Regions from separate parts of the Homo sapiens genome. Here region 1 is linked to region 2. A link is an interaction called in ENCODE POLR2A ChIA-PET data of the cell type or tissue named here. Cell type or tissue: CD4-positive, alpha-beta T cell. All regions are shown on one strand. Links, peaks and the distances in the headings refer to the core of each region. The heading gives the core; the rest is flanking DNA. Region 1 overlaps LOC105370406 (a long non-coding RNA gene). Region 2 has its middle 26 kb from the start of TRD-AS1.

Region 1 (10,921 bases), core at 2,038-7,037, 700 kb after region 2:
CATTCCAGTCAAAGCCTTGGTAAAACTACCAGTTTCTTCAATTGTGTCCTGTTAAAAATGAAAACAGATTCTTATTGCACTTATGCAACTAACTGTATTGCCAAAAGTTAAGAAGCTCACAAATAGTTTTCAAATTCTGGAGAAAATCAATTACAGAGAAACAAATATGCTCCAAATTTTGTTCATGGGAGTATACTAAATTGTTGAAAGCTGTCAATAGCTCAAAAGAAAAGTTTTAAGACTCTGAAAAACAGAATAAAGGATCAGCAACATTTTAAGCAAAAAGTCAAAAAGATTAGTTCAGTCCATGCAGTTAATTCCTGTTCTGCTTGATATTCATGAACATTTTAGCTCTCCATGAGTCTTGAAAGTTTTTTCTCTATTCTGATGTCACAATCTCCAAAGCTATCAGAAATCTGCACTCAAGAGCACCTGTTATAGTTTAATAGCTGGTTATAAAACCATCTTCTAAAGAGAACCAAAACAAGGCAACAATTGTCTGTGGATGACAAAAAGTTTTAGGGCAGCCATAGTCAAAAACATAATTGACAAGGGAATTTGTTACCTCTGTGGCACACAGTAATTTTAACTTAACATAACAATTATTGTTATTGATAATGTACACTAAGTTATATTAGAATTATAAGTTTCTCATAATTTTGGAACACATACCAATAACATTTATACAAATACAGCTCAAAGAAACCAAATAACCATTTCATATTTGACAATGCTTCCTGTATAATTTTTATACCAAATAAGCCAAATTATATTATTTTTGGACTTTAGGGAATGTAATATCTTAAAGGAGTAATTAGGTTAGAACAAGACACAATTTATAATTTAATTTTGGAAAGTTTGTCAAATATAAAAGGTTTAAAACACTTGATATTACAAAATAGGATTTCAGGTCATTGTAAAGTCATCTGTTTAACCAAAGTGGTAATTCAAGGATTTCAAAAATAGTGAAAACCTTCATTTATTGAGAGAGGGGACTTAATTTTCTAAACCTGAAGCCCTAATAAAAACAGCATGGAGCCAATTCCACTTGCTTTTCCAAATTTTGTAAGCAATCTATAAAGTTTATTCTTGAGTATAAAATATAACTTCCATAAACCTTTTATAACCTTTATAAACTTTATTAAGGAGTTGGAGGCCGGGCACAGTAGCTCATGCCTGTAATCCCAGCACTTTGTGAGGCCGAGGTGGGTGGACTGCTTGAGGTCCGGAGTTCGAGACCAGCTTGACCAACATGGTGAAACCCTATCTCTACTAAAAATACAAAAATTAGCCAAGCGTGGTGGTGTGCACTTGTAATCCCAGCTATTCGGGAGTCTGAGGCAGGAGAACTGCTTGAACCCAAGAGGAGGAGCTTGCAGTGAGCCGAGATTGCGCAACTGCACTCTAGCCTGGGCAACAGAACAAGACCCTGTCTTAAAAAAAAAAAAAAAAAAGCAGTTGGTTAATGCTTCACAAAAAACTTGTTAATCTAATACAGGGGTCCATATACTGGTTTTTGCATCAGTGTGTTTTTGACACTAATGATTAATTTATAGAGAAACTAAACTTATTTATCTTTCCAAATCGGCCCTTACAATCTTTGATCTTATGTGCCCACCTCTTCCGTGATAGTCCCTGGGCCTTGAGGAGTTGAATAGCTTTAATTTCTTGCCCTGTGTCTCAGGAATGCATTTTATTTTGATTGGCATCTTCTACAGGGCCTAAAGATGAGGCTTTAATTGCTGTCAGTGTTTAGGCTGGGCGTGATGGCTCACGCCTGTAATCCCAGCACTTCGGGAGGCCGAGGCGGGTGGATCACGAGGTCAGGAGATCGAGACCACCCTGGCTTACACGGTGAAACCCTGTCTCTACTAAAAATACAAAAAATTAGCCGGGCATGGTGGTGGGCACCTGTAGTCCCAGCTACTCGAGAGGCTGAGGCAGGAGAATGGCGTGAACCTGGGAGGTGGAGGTTGCAGTGAGCCAAGATTGGTCACTGCACTCTAGCCTGGGCGACAGAGCGAGACCCTGTCTCAAAAAAAAAAAAAAAAAAAATTGCTGTGAGTGTTTAAAATTTAACAGGACTTGGTGTCCATTTTAGACCCAGGAGTTAAAGCCCTCTAACTCAATGTTACAAGGACTTTATTTTATTTCATTTTATTTTGTTTTTTAATTTTTCCATAGGTTTTTTGGGGAACAGGGAGTATTTGGTTACATAACTGAGTTCTTTAGTGGTGATTTGTGAGATTTTGGTGTACCCATCACCCAAGCAGTATACACTGCACCCTATTTGTAGTCTTTTATCTCTCATCCCCCCAACCCTCACCCCCAAGATCCCAAAGTCCCCAAAGTCCATTATATCATTCTTATGCCTGTGTATCTTTATAGCTTAGCTTCCACAGATCAGTGAGAACATATGATGTTTGGTTTTCCATTCCTGGGCTACTTCACTTACAATAATAGTCTCCAATCTCATCTACCACAATTTCTTTATCCACTTGTTGATTGATGGGCATTTGGGTTGGTTCCACGATTTTGCAATTGTGAATTGTGCTGCTATAAACATGTGCGTGCAAATATCTTTTTTGTATAATGACTTCTTTTCCTCTGGGTCTATACCCAGTAGTGGTATTGCTGGATCGAATGGTAGTTCTACTTTTAGTCCCCCTTTTTTTTTTTTTTGAGATGGAGCCTTGCTCTGTCACCCACGCTGGAGTGCAATGGCACGATCTTGGCTCACTGCAATCTCCACCTTCCGGGTTCAAGCAATTCTCATGCCTCAGCCTCTCAAGTAGCTGAGATTATAAGTGTGTGCCACCACACCTGGCTAATTTTGTATTTTTAGTAGAGATGGGGTTTCACCATGTTGGTCAGGCTGGTGTTGAACTCCTGACCTCATGTGATCCACCTGCCTTGGCCTCCCAAAGTGCTGGGATTACAGGCATGAGCCACCATGGTAGGCCTTACTTTAGTTATTTAAGGAATCTCCACACTGTTTTCCCTAGTGGCTGTACTAGTTTACATTACCACCAGTAGTGTAGAAGTGTTCTCTGATCACCGTATCCATGCCAACATCTACAGTTTTTTGATTTTTTGATTATAGCCATTCTTGCAGGAGTAAGGTGGTGTTGCATTGTGGTTTTGATTTGCATTTCCCTGATCACTAGTGATGCTGAGCATACGTTTGTTTGCCATTTGTATATCTTCTCTTGAGAATTGTCTATTCATGTCCTTAGCCCACTTTTTGATGGGATTGTTTGTTTTTTTCTTACTGATTTGTTTGAGTTCGTTGTAGATTCCGGATATTAGTCCTTTGTCAGATGGATAGATTGTGAAGATTTTCTCCCACTCTGTGGGTTGTCTGTTTACTCTGCTGACTGTTCCTTTTGCCGTGCAAAATAACTCTTTAGTTTAATTAAGTCCCAACTATTTATCTTTGTTTTTATTATATTTGCTTTTGGGTTCTTGGTCATGAAATCCTTGCCTAAGCCAATGTCTAGAAGCATTTTTCCAAAATTATCTTCTAGAGTTTTTATAGTTTCAGGTCTTAGATTTAAGTCCTTAATCCATCTTGAGTTGATTTTTGTATAAGGTGAGAGATGAGGATCTAGTTTCATTCTCCTACCTGTGGCTAGCCAATTATCCCAGCGCCATTTATTAAAAAGTGTCCTTTCCCCACTTTATGTTTTTGTTTGCTTTGTCAAAGCTCAGTTGGCTGTAAGTATTTGGTTTATTTCTGGATTCTCTATTCTGTTCCATTGGTGTATGTACCTATTTTTATACCAGTACCATGCTGTTTTGGTGACTATGACCTTATAGTATAGTTTGAAATCAGTTAGTGTGATACCTCCAGATTTGTCCTTTTTGCTTAGTCTTGCTTTGGCTATGCAGGCACTTTTTTCATTCCATATGAAGTTTAGAATTGTTTTTTCTAATTCTATGAAGAATGATGGTGGTATTTTGATGGGGATTGTGTTGTATTTTGATGGGGATTGTGTATGGTCATTTTCACAATATTGATTCTACCCATCCATGAGCATGGGGTATATTTTCATTTGTTTCTGTCGTCTATGATTTCTCTCAGCAGTGTTTTGTACTTTTCCTTGTAGAGGTCAACAAGGACTTTAAAAGCACGTATAGAAAGATACATGGATGAAATATCTTAGTTTAAAAAAAGTTTTAACTCAGTTTTTTTCCTAAGCAAACCAAAACTTAATAATAATATTTGGACTTTCTGGTTTGTCCTGAACATCCCTCCTTCTTAATCAACCAGTCATTTTTATTTTAGGACTAAACATTTACTATAAAAGATTCTTTCTCATATACAATTATTTCTCTTTAAGCTTTCTTACTACACACACAAAAAATCTCTTTATTTTTATAACTTTCTTTACTTCTGTTTTTTATTTCCTGGTTCCTTTTACCTTGTTTTATACAGAGCCTTTAAATGAGCTTGGAATTAGACAAAAATTTTTCTCTTTTTTTTAAAAAAAGGACACCCTTTTTTTTTTTTAAGCAAGAATGTTTTCCTACAATATATATTTATTGGAAAATACCCAAATAATAAAATACCTATTATTGAATTTAACTTTATTTCTAAATTGTGACCAGTTTGTCTGCAAGTATTTGTCCCATTACATTTACCTAATTATTTTATTTTAATTCTTTACCTAGATTATTTACGAAAACTGTGATAGTCATGATTTAAAACTATGAAGCTGCCATTGCAAGATTATAACTGAGACAGTGGAAAAAGTTTTGACCTAACTGACTCCATATTGCTCTTAACCTCCAAGCTGTCCTTGTTCATTCCTGGGCATGGGCTGAACTAACTTTGGGAAGGAACTGAGTTTATAGTTTAGCTTTGAAACAAAGACAATAACAGTCCTTTCCCAAAACAAACCTCCTTACTGTCTGTGGACCAGACTGTCTAAAGCCACAGGATTAGAAGTTATGGCAATCTTATTAAATTCAAAATGCAGCTATTTTTATTAAACCCATATCAATGTCTTATTTACTAAAAATTACACAAGCATAGATCATTCTGTTTTGGCCTGGGTTTATAGTTTTGTAACTTCTATGCCAAATTTTGACACCTTACATTATTTGGCAGGGTAAGTATGAAATTTGCTTGATTAATAATGCAAACAAAGTGTATGCTGGCAATTCTTTAGATATTTCTAATAGTACTTTACCAGTAATTTTAAAGCTAGTTTATTTATTAAAGATTTTACTTATTACATAAACCTGAAAAAGCATTTGACTAGTCTTTTTTTTTGAGACGGAGTCTTGCTCTGTCAGCCAGGCTGGAGTGCAGTGGCAGGATCTCATCTCACTGCAACCTCTGCCTCCTGGGTTCAAGCCATTCTCCTGCCTCAGCCTCCCCAGTAGCTGGGATTATAGGTGCACACCACCATGGCCAGCTAATTTTTGTATTTTTAGTAGATACAGGGTTTCACCACGTTGGCCAGGCTGGTCTTGAACTCCTGACCTCTTGATCCACCTGCTTTGGCCTCCCAAAGTGCTGGGATTACAGGCGTGAGCCACCGTGCCCGGCCTAGTCTTTTCTTTTTCAGTATCTGATTTACATGCTTGTATTTTTCTTTAAGCCAATTAGTTAGAGCTCTTTCATATATTTTTAGTAGTGAAACATTTTGTACACAACACATAAATATATATAAAGACGTATTAGGCATGCCGACAGCAGTACATTTTATACATTTATAAAGACCCTCACCCCCTTTTCTTTTTTCCTTTCTTAGACTGTCAAGATTCTTGATAACCTGTTTCACAAACCTAGGCAGTTGTCAGCTAAATAGCCTTAAATTTGCACATTAAAGGAAACAACTCAGGTGAAAATCAAATAGCAAAATTTACATCATAAGGTAGAGAGAGAAAAAATGTGGTGGTGCTAGAGGGAGACACTTTTATTTTTCTTTGAGTCAAATTAAACATAAAATTAAACTATACTCTGTCTTAAAAACCCAAGAGTAGCCTCTGTTGCAGTAACTATTTTAGCAAAACAAACAAACAAACAAAAAATCAGGTGAAAACAGAATTCAGATAACTGAGAAGAAAAAGAAAAACAAACTTTCGTTAAAAAAAAAAAGACAAGGTCTTAGAAGAGAAAAACAACAACAACAAACAAAAACATGAAGGCCTTTCAAATACAAACATGCACACATACACACACACATCTTGGGTGTGTTATCCTTTTAATTAAGCTGATTTTTAACCATTGAGCTGCTTAAAATTTTTTTTCTTTAAATCTTATTACCATATTTCAGCTAGGACAAAATGCTGCTATTTCAGAAGTACAGCCAACAACAAGAGTTAAGCGAAACTAACAATGATCACACAACATACGATTTCTGAGTGTTCTAAGTGTAAGTAGGAATTAACACCAGCTGGCTGGTAAATGCTAACTTTAGTCATTTAAAAGGAATTGGCAAGACAGAATCCCAAACCAGTTTCTTACCTAGTGATGGGTCTCAGGCTGTAGACTGCTCTCTACTATTCTAGAGGCAGGAAAAAAAACCTCATCTTCCCTGTTGGAAGCCAGCTCAAATTCCATAAAGGAGTTACCTGCCTTTCATCGTCATGGAAGGAGGAAAACTTGCCTTCCTGTTGGAAGCAAGTAAAACTACAAAAAACAAAAAGAAGAGTTGTACAGCAAAATAAACTTTAGATCTCCACCAAATTTGGGGAGATCAGGCATTCTCTGTAGAGGGTATTTTCAGACCTCAGCAAATTGTCCTATTAGTTTGAGCCATAGAGTTAGCTCATGCTGGTACCAAGCACAGATAGGAGATTTGTCAAAGGTCGGGGGCAACTCCACTCAGAATCCTCCCATGGTTACCAAAATGCGAATCCTGAAAATTTGAGACAGGTCTCAGTTAATTTAGAAAGTTTATTTTGCCAAGGTTGAGAACACGCCCCTCCATGACACAGCCTCAGGAAGTCCTGACAACATGTGCCCAAGGTGGTCGGGGTACAGCTTAGTTTTATACATTTTAGGAAGACATGAGACATCAATCAATATATGTAAGAATAACATTGGTTCAGTCTGGAAAGGTGGGACAACTTGAAGCAAAGGTAGGCAGACTCTAAGCGGAGAGGGGGCTTCCAGGTCACAGATAAATGAGACATTGCATTCTTTTGAGTTTCTGTTAGCCTTTCCAAAGGAGGCAATCAGATATGCATCTATATCAGTGAGTACAGGGGTGACTTTGAAGAGAATGGGAGGCAGGTTTGCCCTAAGCAGTTCCCAGCTTGACTATTCCCTTTAGCTTAGTGATTTGGGGGCCCCAAGATTTATTTCCTTTCACAATAAGGGCAACCTGGGCTCCTTGGAGAAATGGCTTTTAGAGCTGGGTCAAGGAAAGCACGAGATGAGTGTGGCACATTTCAAAAGACTTAGGAGTCAGCCGGATGTGGTGGCTCACACTTGTAATTCCAGCACATTGGACGAGAAGATCACTGGAGGCCAGGAGTTTGAGACCCTGTCCCTCCAAAAATAAATAAATACATAAATTAGTCCAGAGTGATGGTGTGTGCCTGTAGTTCTAGCTACCTGGAAGATTGGAGCTGGAGAATAACTTGAGCCCAGGAGTTCAAGACTGCAATGAGCTATGATCACACTGCACTCTAGAATGGGTGACAGAGTGAGATCCTATCTCTAAAAAAAATGACATAGGAGTCAATCTGAAAGTGCTCTTCCATGGCCAAAGCTGGAATAATTTGAGCAACAAAATAAGTAGCACAGTATTGTTACAGGAAAGGGGCCCAGACCCAGACCCCAAGAGAGAGTTCTTGGATCTCACTCAAGAAAGAACTCAGGGTGAGTCTGCAGTGCAAAGTGAAAGCAAGTTTATTAAGAAAGTAAAGGAATAAAAGAATGGCTACTTCACAGACAGAGCAGTCCCAAGGGCTGCTGGTTGCCGTTTTTTTTTTTTTTTTTTTGAGACGGAGTCTCACTCTGTCGCCCAGGCTGGAGTGCAATGGCGCGATCTCAGGTCACTGCAAGCTCTGCCTCCCAGGTTCACGCCATTCTCCTGACTCAGCCCCCTGAGTAGTTGGGACTACAGGTGCCCGCCACTACGCCTGGCTAATTTTTTGTATTTTTAGTAGAGACGGGGTTTCATCGTGTTAGCCGGGATGGTCTCGATCTCCTGACCTCGTGATCCGCCCGCCTTGGCCTCCCAGAGTGCTGGGATTACAGGCGTGAGCCACCGTGCCCGGCCTGGTTGCCCATGTTTATGGTTATGTATTGATGATATGCTAAACAAGGGGTGGATTATTCATGCCTCCCCTTTTTAGACCATATAAGATAACTTCCTGACGTTGCCATGGCATTTGTAAACTGTCATGGTGCTGGTGGGAGTGTAGCAGTAAGGACGACCAGAGGTCACTCTCGTAGCCATTTTGGTTTTGGTGGGTTTTGGCCGGTTCCTTTACCGCAACCTGTTTTACCAGCAAGGTCTTTATGACCTGTATTTTGTGCTGACCTATCTCATCCTGTGACTTAGAATGCCTTAACCATCTGGGAATGCAGCTCAGTAGGTTTCAGCCTCATTTTACCCAGCTCCTATTTAAGATGGAGTTGCTCTGGTTCACACACCTCTGACAGTATTAGATTATAATCCAATGTATAAAATGTGTAAAAGTATCTAATATTAGATATCCAATGTATAAAATATACATGCCTCCATACTGATATAAACAAATGATTGACTAAAAGACTAAATGGTGGAGTGGAAACAAATCTTTACAGAATACTTTGACTTCCAAATTTTAAATAATATATGTAGATACTTTTTCTTGCAGGAGGTAATGCTTAACCACTTTGAGGGTAGGCTGGATTGAGGGACTCTCTTTCAAAGAATAGATGGAAAGGGAAAAATAGTAACTTTACAGTGGAGAAACCTGGCAACCACTCTCTTAAACAACAACTCAAAATTAATATCATCAGTTAGATATATGGATATCATGTACCCCTGATACAACATGATGACAGGGCACTTTGCCTCTGTGATTCTTTTAAAACATCTATGACTGGCCCAGTGAGGTGACTCAAACCTGTAATCACAGCACTTTGGGAGGCCGAGGTGGGCTGATCACTTGAAGCCAGGAGTTTGAGACCAGCCTGGCCAACATGATGAAACCCTGTCTCTGTTAAAAATACAAAAATTAGCTGGCATGATGTGTGTGCCTGTAATCCCAGCTACTGGGGAGGCTGAGGCAGGAAAATTGCTTGAACCTGGAAGGTGGAGGTTGCAGGGAGCCAAGATTGCACCACTGCACTCCGCCTGGGCAATAGAGTGAGACTGTCTCAAAACACGAACAAACAAAATAAACAAATACCCCTATGACTAAGTTGAATCATGATACAAGCATCAGACAAGCCCAAACTGAGGGACATTCTACAAAACACATGACCCATTTTCCTTAAAACCGTCAAGCTCATGAAACACAATGAAAGATTGAGAAACCGTCTCTGACCAGAGAATGCTAATGAGACATGACAATGAAACGCAGTGCGGTATATAGGCTTGGACTGTAGAACAGAGAAAGGATATTAGTAGGAAAATGAGATTTGAACAAAGTCTGGAGTTTAGTTAATTATAATGTGCCAATGTTGGTTTCTCAGTTTTGACAAATATCACATAGAAATGTAGGATGGGGTGGGCGTGGTGGCTCACGCCTATAATCCCAGAACTTTGGGAGGCTGAGGCGGGTGGATCACGAGGTCAGGAGTTTGAGACCAGTCTTGCCAACATAGTGAAACCCCGTCTCTACTAAAAATGCAAAAAATTAGCTGGGTGTGGTGGTGTGAGCCTGTAATCCCAGCTACTCAGGAGGCTGAGGCAGGAGAATTGCATGAGCCCAGGAGGTGGAGGTTGCAGTGAGCCAGGATCACGCCATTGCCCTCCAGTCCAGGTGACAGTGTGAGACTCTGTCTCAAAAAAAAAAAAAAAAAAAGAAATGTAGGATGATAACATTAGGGAAAACTGAAACTGGGTGAAGGATATCCAGGAACTCTCTGTACTACCTTTGCAAACTTTCCTGTAAATCTAAAATTATTCCAAAATAAAAAGCTATTTTACAAAAAGATAATGAATAAGATAATGTTATAAACAGTGTTAAAGCAACAAATTCACTTTGGGAGGCCAAGGTGGACAGATCACGAGGTCAGGACTTCGAGACCAGACTGGCCAACATAGTGAAACCCCGTCTCTACTGAAAATAAAAAAATTAGCTGGTCGTGATGGCGTACGCCTGTAATCCCAGCTACCTGGGAGGCTGAGGCAGGAGAATTGCTTGAATCTGGGAGGTGAAAGTTGTGGTGAGCTGAGATTGCACCACTGCCCTCCAGCCTGGGCAACAGAGTGAGACTCTGTCTCAAAAAAAAAAAGAAAGAAAAAGCAACAAATTGAACAACTTAGATAAAAATGGACGAACTCCTTGAAAGACATAAACTACTAAAACACAGGCAAGATGAATAGATAACCTAAATATCTCTATACCTATTAATATAATTGAATTTGTAGCTAAAAATCTTCCCACAAAGAAAACTCCAGGCTTAGATGGCTTCACTGGTAAGTTCTACCAAACATTTAAGAAAAAAATAATGCCAATTCTACACAAATACTCCCCAAAAGTTAAAGAGAAAGGAATAGTTCCCCAATGATTCTTAGAGGTCAGCATTATTCAGATACCAAAATCATACAAAGATCGTACCAGAAAACTAAAGACCAGTTCCTCTCACGAACATAAATGCAGCAAATAAAATCAAACAATGCATAAAAAGGATAATACGTCATGAACAAATTTATCCCAGGAACACATAATTGATTTAACATTCAAAAACAATGTAATTCACCATAGAGACACACTTAAAAAATAAAAATTAGTATTATTA
Region 2 (10,921 bases), core at 3,685-8,684:
TTGGTTTCAGCTAGTGGCAAAAAGAAGGGTGTATTGGATCTGGAATTCTTAGGTTAAGGCTGAGAGAATGTGAGTTTGGCTGACTTGGAAGAAATAAAAACATCAAATGTGGGTGGTTCACACAAAAGAAGGTGATTTTTCATAATAATATACTAAAGTAGAATCCACCCTTGTGACCACCAGAATTATTCAAGTACAGTCTTCCAAGGACAAAATGGGTAGCATGGAAATGATATGTTTTTTTGGGGGGAAAAAACATGGGGAGAGAGAGAGAAAGGGGACTATTAGTTGTCTGGATTGTTAGGAAACATGGAAGACAGCACTTCTTGTTGTAAGGTTTGGCAAAGGTTATCACCAAGTAGAAGTCCAAATGTGTGTAACATACCCCTGGCAAACGTTATAGAAGAAGGAAGCTGGGGCCGGGCACGGTGGCTCACGCCTGTAATCCCAGCACTTTGGGAGGCCGAGGCGGGTGGATCACGAGGTCAGGAGTTCGAGACCATCCTGGCTAACACAGTGAAACCCCGTCTCTACTAAAAAAAAATACAAAAAATTAGCCAGGCGTGGCGGGCGCCTGTAGTCCCAACTACTACAGAGGCTGAGGCAGGAGAATGGCGTGAACCTGGGAGGTGGAGTTTGTGCCACTGCTGAGATCGCGCCACTGCACTCCAGCGTGCGCGACAGAGTGAGACTCCATCTCAAAAAAAGAAGAAGGAAGCTGGGAGCAGTGTCTCTCACCTGTAATCTCAGCATTTTGGAAGGCTGAGGCAGGAGGATCACTTGAGGCCAGGAGTTCAAGACCACCCTGGGCAACACAGTGAGACCCCCATCTCTACAAAAAATAAATAAATAAAATTTTTTTAAAAATAGCCAGGCATGGTAGCATGCACCTGTCATCCTAGCTACTGAAGAGGTTGAGGCAGGAGGATCACTTGTGCCCAGGAGGTCAAGGTTACAGTGAGCCAAGAACACACCACTGCACTCCAGCCTGGACAACAAAGTAAGATCCTGTCTCTAAAAATATATATTTAAAAATATAAAATAAATAAGTTAAAGAAGGAGGAAGGAGATGAAGAAAATTTGGCTTAGTAGGAAAGCGTTTTTGTACTGGGCAGAAACACTGTGTCAAACTGGGGCAAACAACCTCTTCTTTGGGACTGGAACGAGACTCACCGTTATTCCCTGTAAGTCCTTACCTCTTGACAAAAAAGCTCTTAGTCTGTAATGACAAGTTCTCACATCCCAGACACCTAATGAATTTCTAAATGAGCTTCCATGTGTTAAACTGATAAAACTCTCTAGGGAGAAGGTCACCCTTACCTTTGCGGCTCTAAATGTAAGACATGTTGTAAGAAAAATTGGGAACTGTTAATTGCAGTGCCAAAATGAAGACAGTGATTACAAATATTGGGCTAGTTTTAATGTTAGATTTATAAAATATAAGCCTTTCCAAAGAACCATCTCAGGGTGCATTTATTAGTTTGTGTCTATACAGCCCAATTGTCCAGTTACTTTGATTAATGTTGGTAGCTGATGCAGATATTTAGGGACTTCCTTGAGAAAACTTCTTTGTGCTCAAAATTGCATGAATTGAATGGCACATTACCTAAATAATTGCCAAATCTGTTTCACTTTGTGCTGTATAGACTCAGCCTAATAAAAACAAATGCTGTTGTGCTTTTTCCCAGTCTGTCTCCTCTCCACACAGAAAGTTTCCCTTTCTACTAAACAGCATCTCTTCACACGAAGAAAAGATGCCCAGCAAGCCATTTGACTTATTGCTGCTGCTAGTTTGCATTTATATGACTCCTTTCCTTAGAAGGGATGAAGACACTTTATACGACTTATTAGCTAAACAGATTGACAGCCTAATTAGGAAGAGAGAAACAGATTCTGAGTATCTTTTTGTGGCTGCTGTTCCTACCCCCTCGTGTAGAACATTTGGTCAGATGGCTCTTTGAGACAGAAATAAGACAGGGACGTGGTCTCTGCTTGTAGTGTGGGACGTCTCAGCTGCACCTAAGAGGTTGTCACAGGAGTACTAAATAGGTCAGGGCAACTGACACAGCCAGGAAAATTTCTTTCCCCTAGAACTTGTGTGTGCTCACCAAGCAAAGCGTGACTAATTTTGACATCCATTGTTAGTGTGTGTCTACCCTTCTTGCCTTTGTTTTCAGACCCTTCCTCTCTAGATCCTTTTCCTTCCATCTCCAACTCCTGTATGTAAATCCCTGCTCTCTCCTTTGAATTCCTGACTGCTATGCCCATGCCCAGCACCGGCACCCCCACGCACACTGCTGCCTGCCTCTGTAACCATCAGCTGTATTTCTGAGGACTTTCCTAGCTCCTTGAGTGATCCTCAAATGGCTCAGGGCCCTGAGGGAATCTTTGCTGAGGGTTGGCCCCAGCAGAGCCGCTGCAGAGGTAGAGGTGGCCACCAAGGGACACAGACTGCCTGCATGAAGGCTGGAGCTGGGCCCAGGATGAGGAAAAGCCTCAGGAAGGAGGGGCTGACACGAAATAAGGAATACCATGGCATTCATGAGATGTGCGTCTGAATCCTCTCTCTTGCCTGAGAAGCTTTAGCTTCCACCTTGAGACACAAAACATGTGGTTATGAAGAGATGACAAGGTTTTTGTAAAAGAATGAGCCATTGTGGATAGGCTTTGGGAATGTGCTGCATTGCGGGTCCGGCACTCAAGTGATTGTTTTACCACGTAAGTATATCTTTTCTCATTTCTGTGGGCTGTTATGTCCGTAAATCATATAGAACAGTTCTTCTTATGCACACACACACACACACACCCATTTTCCAGTCACTGAGGAGAAACAGTCTCTGGGTCTACCTACACAGCCAGTTTGACCATTAAGATGGTCAAATTCATTTTTCAAGATAATTTTAACTGGTTCCATTTAATGCTGCCAACAGCCAAGGGCATTAGCATGTCGTGGGAACCTAATCTATGTTCACTCACTGCTGTGGGAGGACAGTCATTTCTTCTTCTCCCCTGGCAGTCAGACTTCAGAATCCAGCTGACCTTTTCCATGCCTGTCTCTTCTGGCAGATTAAGTGGTTATTTCCACTAACTTTCTTGTGGAAAAACACACAAGACAGATATATTCTCCTTCAGTTTTTACTAAGAAAGTTTTGTGGTTATCATTTTGACAATAAACTTCAGCTAGCATAGTCCCTACTATTCATGTTAATAATATCTTGACTTGAACCATCATATTTTCCCCACATCATTCACAATGCATTTCAATGCTGTAACCCACTGCACCATCCCCAGCCCTTTTATCTTCACAACGTTCTCTAATAAGGTAAACAGGATCATACATCATCAAACATATGTCACAGACAGAAAAGCTGACACACAGACAAGTTAAATAATTTAAGTCAAACCAAAAAAAAATCATAACTGGGATTAGAGCTTGAGATTCCCTATTTTCTTACAGTGAACTGTCTTGAGCTGTCACTTAATGCATTGAAAACATAATAAGCACAGGCCATAGGCATTTTCAGAACATGAAACTTGACTGAAACAAAAACTGACTGTTTGATTGCTTTGGTGTTTTAAATGTATCCCCAAATCTCCTTTGCTATTGATAGTCATTTGGTGCCAGTGACAGGGAAGAGCAGAGGGGCTTAGGAGGTTTTTGTAGATCTCAGTATCACTGTGTCTTATAACACCGACAAGCTCATCTTTGGGACTGGGACCAGATTACAAGTCTTTCCAAGTAAGTACTAGAAACCAAGGAGCCATTTTGAAAAGGTGTTTTCTTTTTCTTTTTCTTTTTTTTTTAAATGAAGTTTTGCTCTTTGTTGCGCAGGCTGGAGTGCAGTGGCATGATCTCGGCTCACTACAACCTCCACCTCCCGGGTTCAAGCGATTCTCCTGTCTCAGCCTCCCGAGTAGCTGGGATTACAGGCACCTACCACCACGCCTGGCTAATTTTTGTATTTTTAGTAGAAACAGTGTTTCACCATGTTGGCCAGGCTGGTCTTGAACTCCTGACCTCAAGTGATCTGCCTGCCTCGGCCTGCCAAAGATTACAGGCCACTGCGCCCAGCCTTAAAAGGTGTTTTCTATAAACAGGAACGTTCTCACAGCACTGCAGGCCACCCTTACCAACTCCGAGCTCTGTAGGGGCCTTTAGCACCTATAGCTGCAGAACCTTCTATAAACCAATTAATCTATATGTGAACAATTTAACCTATATGTGAACACCATGGTACTGAGTAAAATCTTACCAGCAGTGAAAAGAAGGCACTAGAGCGTCAGATGCATTATGACTCTAAACAAATGATCTGTTTCCCTCTTTTGCATTTTTATTTAAAATATCAGGGAAGGTGAAGCAAGTTCAACTTCTCCAATTTGAAAACTGTTTCTGAATTATGCTTCCCTTGTATGCAGAGAGACCTAGATTGACTTTGGATGTTTAGTCATTCGATTTAATCAAATGTAATTAAATGAGCAAATAATCTCCAATAGCCAATATTCCTATGTTGTTTCATTGTTTTATGTGCTTTGCTCTAGACTTTTTGTCTGGGCTTTGTCTCTAATAGGATCCCCGGAAGGACAGTGAAGGTTTTTGTTAAGGTTTTTGTGTCTGTGTGGATAGCAACTATCAGTTAATCTGGGGCGCTGGGACCAAGCTAATTATAAAGCCAGGTAAGTCTCAGAGATGTGACTGCACGGGAGAGGAGACACTAGTTGAATAATGCACAAAGTGTAGCATGCAGATTATATTTTTAAGAACAAGTCAGCCTGCTGGAGACAATGCACTCAACCCAAATGGGGTCTCCACTCCCAGTGAGAAGCATGTCAGCCGCTAACTCTTTTGTTTGGTCTAGTAGCTTCCGGAATGAATAATGCTTAAGTAGCCCTCTAAGAGAGCAGAGCCAGGTTGTTAGGGAATATCTAATTCCCTCTGATATGGTTAAAACTCTTTGCCAAGGGCAGAACCAGCCTCATTCCATTGGAAGAGCAAATTCAGAGAAAAAGGAAAGGGTCACACAGCCAAAGACGGTAAAATGTTCAAAGGTGAAAAATAGCCAAGTCTGCAGCTCTCCTGACATCCTTGCCTCAGGCTGCTGTCCCACGTGGAGAGCAGATGCCTGCAAAGCTCTCGGTCACTTGCTGGAGTCACTCAGGGTTCTGGGCCTTGGGATGTAACTTAAATGACAGTGTCAGGGCACTGTCAGAGGAATATGAAGGCTGCAGCGATGCCTGCAAGTCAGCTTTTGCTACACTGGGACTGAGGTGTTCTAAGCCTGGAAAGACACAAAGCTGTCCTCATCCCAACCTGCCGTGCCCCTCCTTGAGGGTTAGTGTAAGGCTCTGAAGGACTGTGTGAATTATGGTGGTGCTACAAACAAGCTCATCTTTGGAACTGGCACTCTGCTTGCTGTCCAGCCAAGTACGTAAGTAGTGGCATGTGTCAGGTGGATTCTGTGTCCATGGCAAGTAGGAAGCGACAGCCACCCTTAGGTGGAAAGGATGGCTGAAGGTTGACTTTGTTCACTGCTGTCATCTCTTATCTGCCGTGATATAGCAGGCTGTCAAAATTCCCATTCTCCTGGATGGCACACCACAGTCAGGGGAGGGGAAACATGCTAATTTTATGATAAACCCCAGGGGAGAAAAAGACTACTGTGGGAAAATTTAGTTGAGAAAATCAAATTGTTCTCAACTAAATGCTGCAGGCTTTATGCTTCTGTGAACCCAGTTTCCCAGTTATTCATTGACCCTGAACATACGTTTACCTGTGCAAATACAATCTCTCCTAACCTATTTATACAATTATGTGTCTGCCGGTCCAAATGCCTTCTTCTATAGGCCATGTTTTTATTTCTCTTCCAAAAGAGACTCCAGAGCCATCCTTGGGAAGAGTGCTGAGAAGTCAGGCAGGCCTAACTCCCAGGGGTCAGGGAGGGGAAAGAGAAGGCTAAGGGTAACTTAGCTCAGTACTAGAACTGTGATCCACGTATCTGTCACTCTATTTCCTACGTTTGCTTCCCTTTTGTTTTCTCTAGAATAAGTTCTTTTTGTTTGCTCTGGACACCCACTGCTCCCAGGATGAAAGGAGAGAAATGAGATCAGTTTTGAACACTTCCTCTTGAAATATAAAGAATCAACAAGTTACAGTCATGTTGGGGACTTCTTCTCTCTCCAAGCTTAAATTTCTATTACGTAAGCCTTACTTTTAACCAAGAAAGTTAGTGACATGGTATCACTGTCTGGGATGCTCACCCCTCTCTCTTTTCTCCAGATACTCCGTGTATACTAAAGCTCAGCCAATGCTCAGCTTTGTGATAAAGGAGCTGTTGTGTGTCTTTATCTCTGCCTTTAGGATACAGTCTTTTTTATAACAGAAAGTGTTCACTTCTCCCATTTATTTCATGGCTGGACTCTCTACCCCTTCCTGGCTGAAACAGCATATGGGTCCATGGTGGAACTTCTTTGGGAAAAAAAAAAAATAGAACTGTTTGACTTTTGCCACTCTTCCCTCATGAAATGTTTTTTAGGCTATCAAATAAGCATTATTACACATTGAGAAGGCTTTGAAAAAACTTGATCACTGAGTCTGGAGGTGAGCTGGGATGGCTCTGTAGCTGGAAAATATCCCTGTGGGTGTAGGAATGTACCGTCCCTTCAAACTTGTGTGTTTAGGGCTGAGCTCACACATACGACAGCAAGAGTTGTTAACAAATTAGATTCAGCTTTGGCAGTTTTATGCCTAGAAATGCAAAAGAATTTTAAAAGCTCATAAGTTTGGCATTTTTAAAGGAGACATTGTTTGCTTTATGTTGCAGAGCCAATTTTTCTTCCTATCATAAAAGGCCAGAAACACAGAGAAAGCAAAAAAAAAAAAGGAAAAAAAAAAAAAACACAAGGAGAGTCTAACTGCCCCCTCACCACAGTGCTATGTGTTTGGTAGGGTTTTACTATGGGTTTCAGTAAAGGCAGGAAGTGCTGTGGGAATAACAATGCCAGACTCATGTTTGGAGATGGAACTCAGCTGGTGGTGAAGCCCAGTAAGTGGCCATGTTTTATTGATATTTGACCAAACAAATAAATCCCGTGAAGTTAGTGGAGATTTAATTTAATATGTAAACAAATCTACTTCTTGAAAAATGACTTTTGTGAATACATGAAACACTCGTGATTATTGAGACTAGAGCAATAATGATAAATAAAGGCAAAATGAGACCACCCCAAATCACCTTTAACATTGTGGCTTAGCCCTCTTTCTTCTAGAGAGATATGGGGCCATGAGCTATTTACAGCCGCAGTATCTCTTAAACTATGTTCTGCAATGACTTGTGTGTTTACTCTGATTTTAGCCACAGAATTTGTTTTCCATTCTATTAAAAATGAGAATCTATCTCATTTTAAATGCTACTAATATTTATAAGGTACCTTCTTTGTCTCTTGTACCTGCATATATATTCATTTCAAAAAGATCTCATAAGAAACCCAAACATTGTCGCATTTTGACAAATGTCCACATCTAGTCCCGTAATGTCAAATTTCACTAAAAACACAGCCTGACTATGCAAATGCAGTGGAAGAAAAAAACAATTCAGAAATGGATTGACACTCCCAGGTGGCTTTATAAACACCTAAAAGGAAATCCAGAGTGAAATAAAATGGCAGGTATGATAACACGATTTTTTTTTAATGATCAATTCCTCCATGGGGAATAAAAGTTTTTAAACTTACCTCCTTGAAAAGGAGGGAAATAGGAGTTCAGGAGCCTGGCATTCCCAGGTGTGCTCCTGGGGTGTCTGTTTCTCCACATTGCCATTTTGGAGACAATAGGACCCATCCAAATGTCCAACCAAAAAACTAATATTAAGAGGCTGGAGTCACCACATTGACTGTCTGTTATTAAACCCTATAACAGGTTATAATTAAGATTATGGAATGACTAACCCAAGGAGCTTTAAAATAGGATAGCCTAGTTTTAAACGGTTCAGCCTTGGGAAATGCTGGAAGACAAGGAAATGAGATAGATGACTCCATAGGTTTGTTTTACGTCTGGTGAACATATCCATCCCATGTTAATTTTTTTTAACGACTATGATAAAGAGCTTCTTTGGGGTCAGGTAGAACCCAAAGGAGGAAGAGAAAATGGGACTTGGTTCTTTAAGTGTCAAACAAGGATCCAGCCAGGGTTGAGGGCAATGGCATAAGGCTTCCCTCTCTTGGTGGTGAGAGACCACATCCATGGACTGTGGAAGGAGAACATTTTCTAAAAGACGGGGATCCCTTGGGCTAAAATGAATGATGCTCATGACCCCCAGCTAGGGCAGGGCTATAATGAGTACAGCAAACATAAGGCAAGGTATCCTCAGAATTTGGTGACAGGGCAAATTCTAGAACTTAAGGCTTAGAGCCAGGGTGAAGGGAAGACTCTGTAATGCAGTTCCTTCTCAGGTGGAAATCCAGATATGTGCCCTAAGTGACCTATTCCTGCCCCATTTTTGTTTGGGCTCTGAAAAGTGGATTCCTAGCTCAGTGGCTGTCTGCCAGGTATCTTTTGCCTTCAGTAACAGAATTATGTTTGATATTGGAAAGGAGTTTGTTGTATTGTTGGCTTTATAATTCACTCTCAGTGTCAAATGAGGTCATTCAACTTCCTCTCGCACATTTGCAATAAGCAGCATGAAATTCAAGCAGAACAACTAGAAGACACAGAGAAAGATGGCTGAGCTGATAATGAGGCCTGTTTATTACAGGAGAAGAGACAATATAGGAATCTGTTAAGTCCCATGAGGTTGAAATATCCACCAAAAAATATGCAGCTGTCCCCCAAAAAAAAGTCACTAGGAGTTTTTGTTATGGTCCCAATCACAGTGTGAACAGAGATGACAAGATCATCTTTGGAAAAGGGACACGACTTCATATTCTCCCCAGTAAGTGCTGTTTATGTGATTTTCTGACATTAACTCCCACTGAGTTCAAACTGCTGAGAGTGTTCAGTAGGAAAGTTTCTAAGACATGTGGGTGGCCTGTAGGTCCTGGGCTCTTCTCTTGCAGAGGTCCAGTCCTCAGCCTTTCCACAGCTGAGCCAAATACCAAATTCTCCCCTCCAGGGCTGGAAAAGTTGCTACCAGTCCTCTGCTACCCAAATATAAATTATTTTTTTATTGTTTATTAAGAAGAGTAAAAGAATCGTGACACTTTGTCCAGAACCTATTTTCCAGTCTTTTCCCCCAGGCTTGTCCCTGGTAACCTCTGTTTGGACTCATTGTTAAGCCCAGCGTGATTTTTGGCTCCAACTAAATTGATTTTGGAAATGACTCCAGCATACCTATGACCCCTCTCCTTCCACCCTCCATAAAAGATTTATTTTTCTTTATTTGGCCTCTGCTGAGATTCCTGGCTTTGATGCCCCAGGATCTCTCATTTCCCTTGTTCCAGGGATAAGTGAGAGATGACTTTTTAAAGAGCTACTTTCATCTTAGAGACAACAAAGAGAGTATGCCAGCAAGAGCAACATCTTGCATTGAGCCTTCTCACTCTATGCCATTTTCCAAATCTTTTTCTTTATTTAGGATAAGTGACCACTCCTTTTTATTTCTAGTACAGCAAAGAGTACATCATGATGTCAGAAACAGGGATTTCCTTTGGAATGTTTTTCACAGGCTAACAATAAGCTAGAAGTCTGCAAGCAATTCAGAAATGCATCCCTGAGCTACAACTCCATGTATGGAAGCTCATCAGCAGGGTAGACAGGCAAAGCAGAAACATTTTAATTATACCATACTTTGTAGAGATTGGGGGAGAAGTGGGCAAATGCGTGCTAAGGAAAAACAAAAACTATGGTTAAGTGGGGAGATTTCTAGATGGTTCTAACAGGGAAGAAGACCAACAAGAGGAAACTTCCAGGAAAACCACCAAGGCCAGGCATTCAGGGTTTTTGTTATGGAGGAAATCACTGTGGGAATTCAGGAAACACACCTCTTGTCTTTGGAAAGGGCACAAGACTTTCTGTGATTGCAAGTAAGTGTTTCTAGCCATCCTTGATTTTGATCAGCAATGGCTTCTTCCCTTGAATTATTTTTCAGTGTACCTAGAATGCTTTTGCCCCCAAGAAAGGTTTGGAAGGAGCTGGGTCATTAGCATTGCGCAGGAAAATTACAGGTTATTCTGTTATAATTCGAAAGCCAACTGGACAGTCATGAATGCACACAGATCTGGGCCCTGCATTGCACCCTGGCCTAGTTGCCTCCAGCTTGTTCTGACCGTAATCCTGGCCCAGTTTCCTCCTCTGATCCCAGGAGACAAAAGCCCTGGGCAGAGAACCAGACTACTTAGCCTGGGGGAAGCACAAAAAGGCTTGTCTGAGATCCATAAGCCTTTTTTTTTTTTCTTTTTCTTTTTTTTTTTTTTTTTTTTTTGAGACAGAGTCTCGCTCTGTCGCCCAGGCTGGAGTGCAGTGGTGCGATCTCGGCTCACTGCAAGCTCCGCCTCCCGGGTTCACACCATTCTCCTGCCTCAGCCTCCCTAGTAGCTGGGACTACAGGTGCTCACCACCACGTCCGGCTAATTTTTTGTATTTTTTTTTAGTAGAGACAGGGTTTCACCGCGTTGGCCAGGATGATCTCGATCTCCCGACCTCGTGATCCACCCGCCTCAGCCTCCCAAAGTGCTGGGATTACAGGCGTGAGCCACCGTGCCCAGCCCCAAAAGCCATTTTTAAATACATTGCAGGTTTCTATTTAATGTTGTTATTCATTTTGATTTGCCCAAGTAATACATTAAAATTTCTCATTGTAAACCATTCAAATTACAGATAAAGTCCAGGCACGGTGGCTCACACCTGTAATCCCAGCACTTTAGAAGGCTGAGGTGGGCAAATCACCTGAGGTCAGGAGTTTGAGACCAGTCTGGCCAACATGATGAAATC

What was found. ChIA-PET counts read pairs that join two places held together with the same protein. Peaks named below come from ENCODE experiments on the same cell type or tissue, not always from the same donor. Only the 100,000 strongest peaks of a DNase experiment are listed, where the experiment ranks them.
Region 1: POLR2A ChIA-PET joins it to region 2 with 5 read pairs; 2 of 35 experiments call an interaction of 5 or more read pairs at or near these places.

Annotation. Positions count from the first base shown.
Region 1 is chr14:23,200,815-23,211,735 of GRCh38, forward strand. LOC105370406 (a long non-coding RNA gene) reads right to left here. Exons shown (of 4, transcript XR_943606.3): 2 at 6,479-6,643; 3 at 1-48. It also overlaps a transcript of RNF212B not described here. Among named protein-coding and RNA genes, the nearest start is that of SLC7A8, 23 kb to the left of the region's middle. RefSeq lists an enhancer at 5,582-6,187. In CD4-positive, alpha-beta T cell, for the core only: no CTCF peak of the experiment used is centred there; no DNase peak of the experiment used is centred there.
Region 2 is chr14:22,503,985-22,514,905 of GRCh38, forward strand. It overlaps TRA, TRAJ36, TRAJ35, TRAJ34, TRAJ33 and TRAJ32, and 3 more genes. Among named protein-coding and RNA genes, the nearest start is that of TRD-AS1, 26 kb to the left of the region's middle. RefSeq lists enhancers at 4,976-5,055, 5,786-6,135, 6,326-6,475. In CD4-positive, alpha-beta T cell, for the core only: no CTCF peak of the experiment used is centred there; DNase peaks (open chromatin) are centred at 6,207 and 8,637; H3K4me3 peaks cover 5,000 bases; H3K27ac peaks cover 5,000 bases.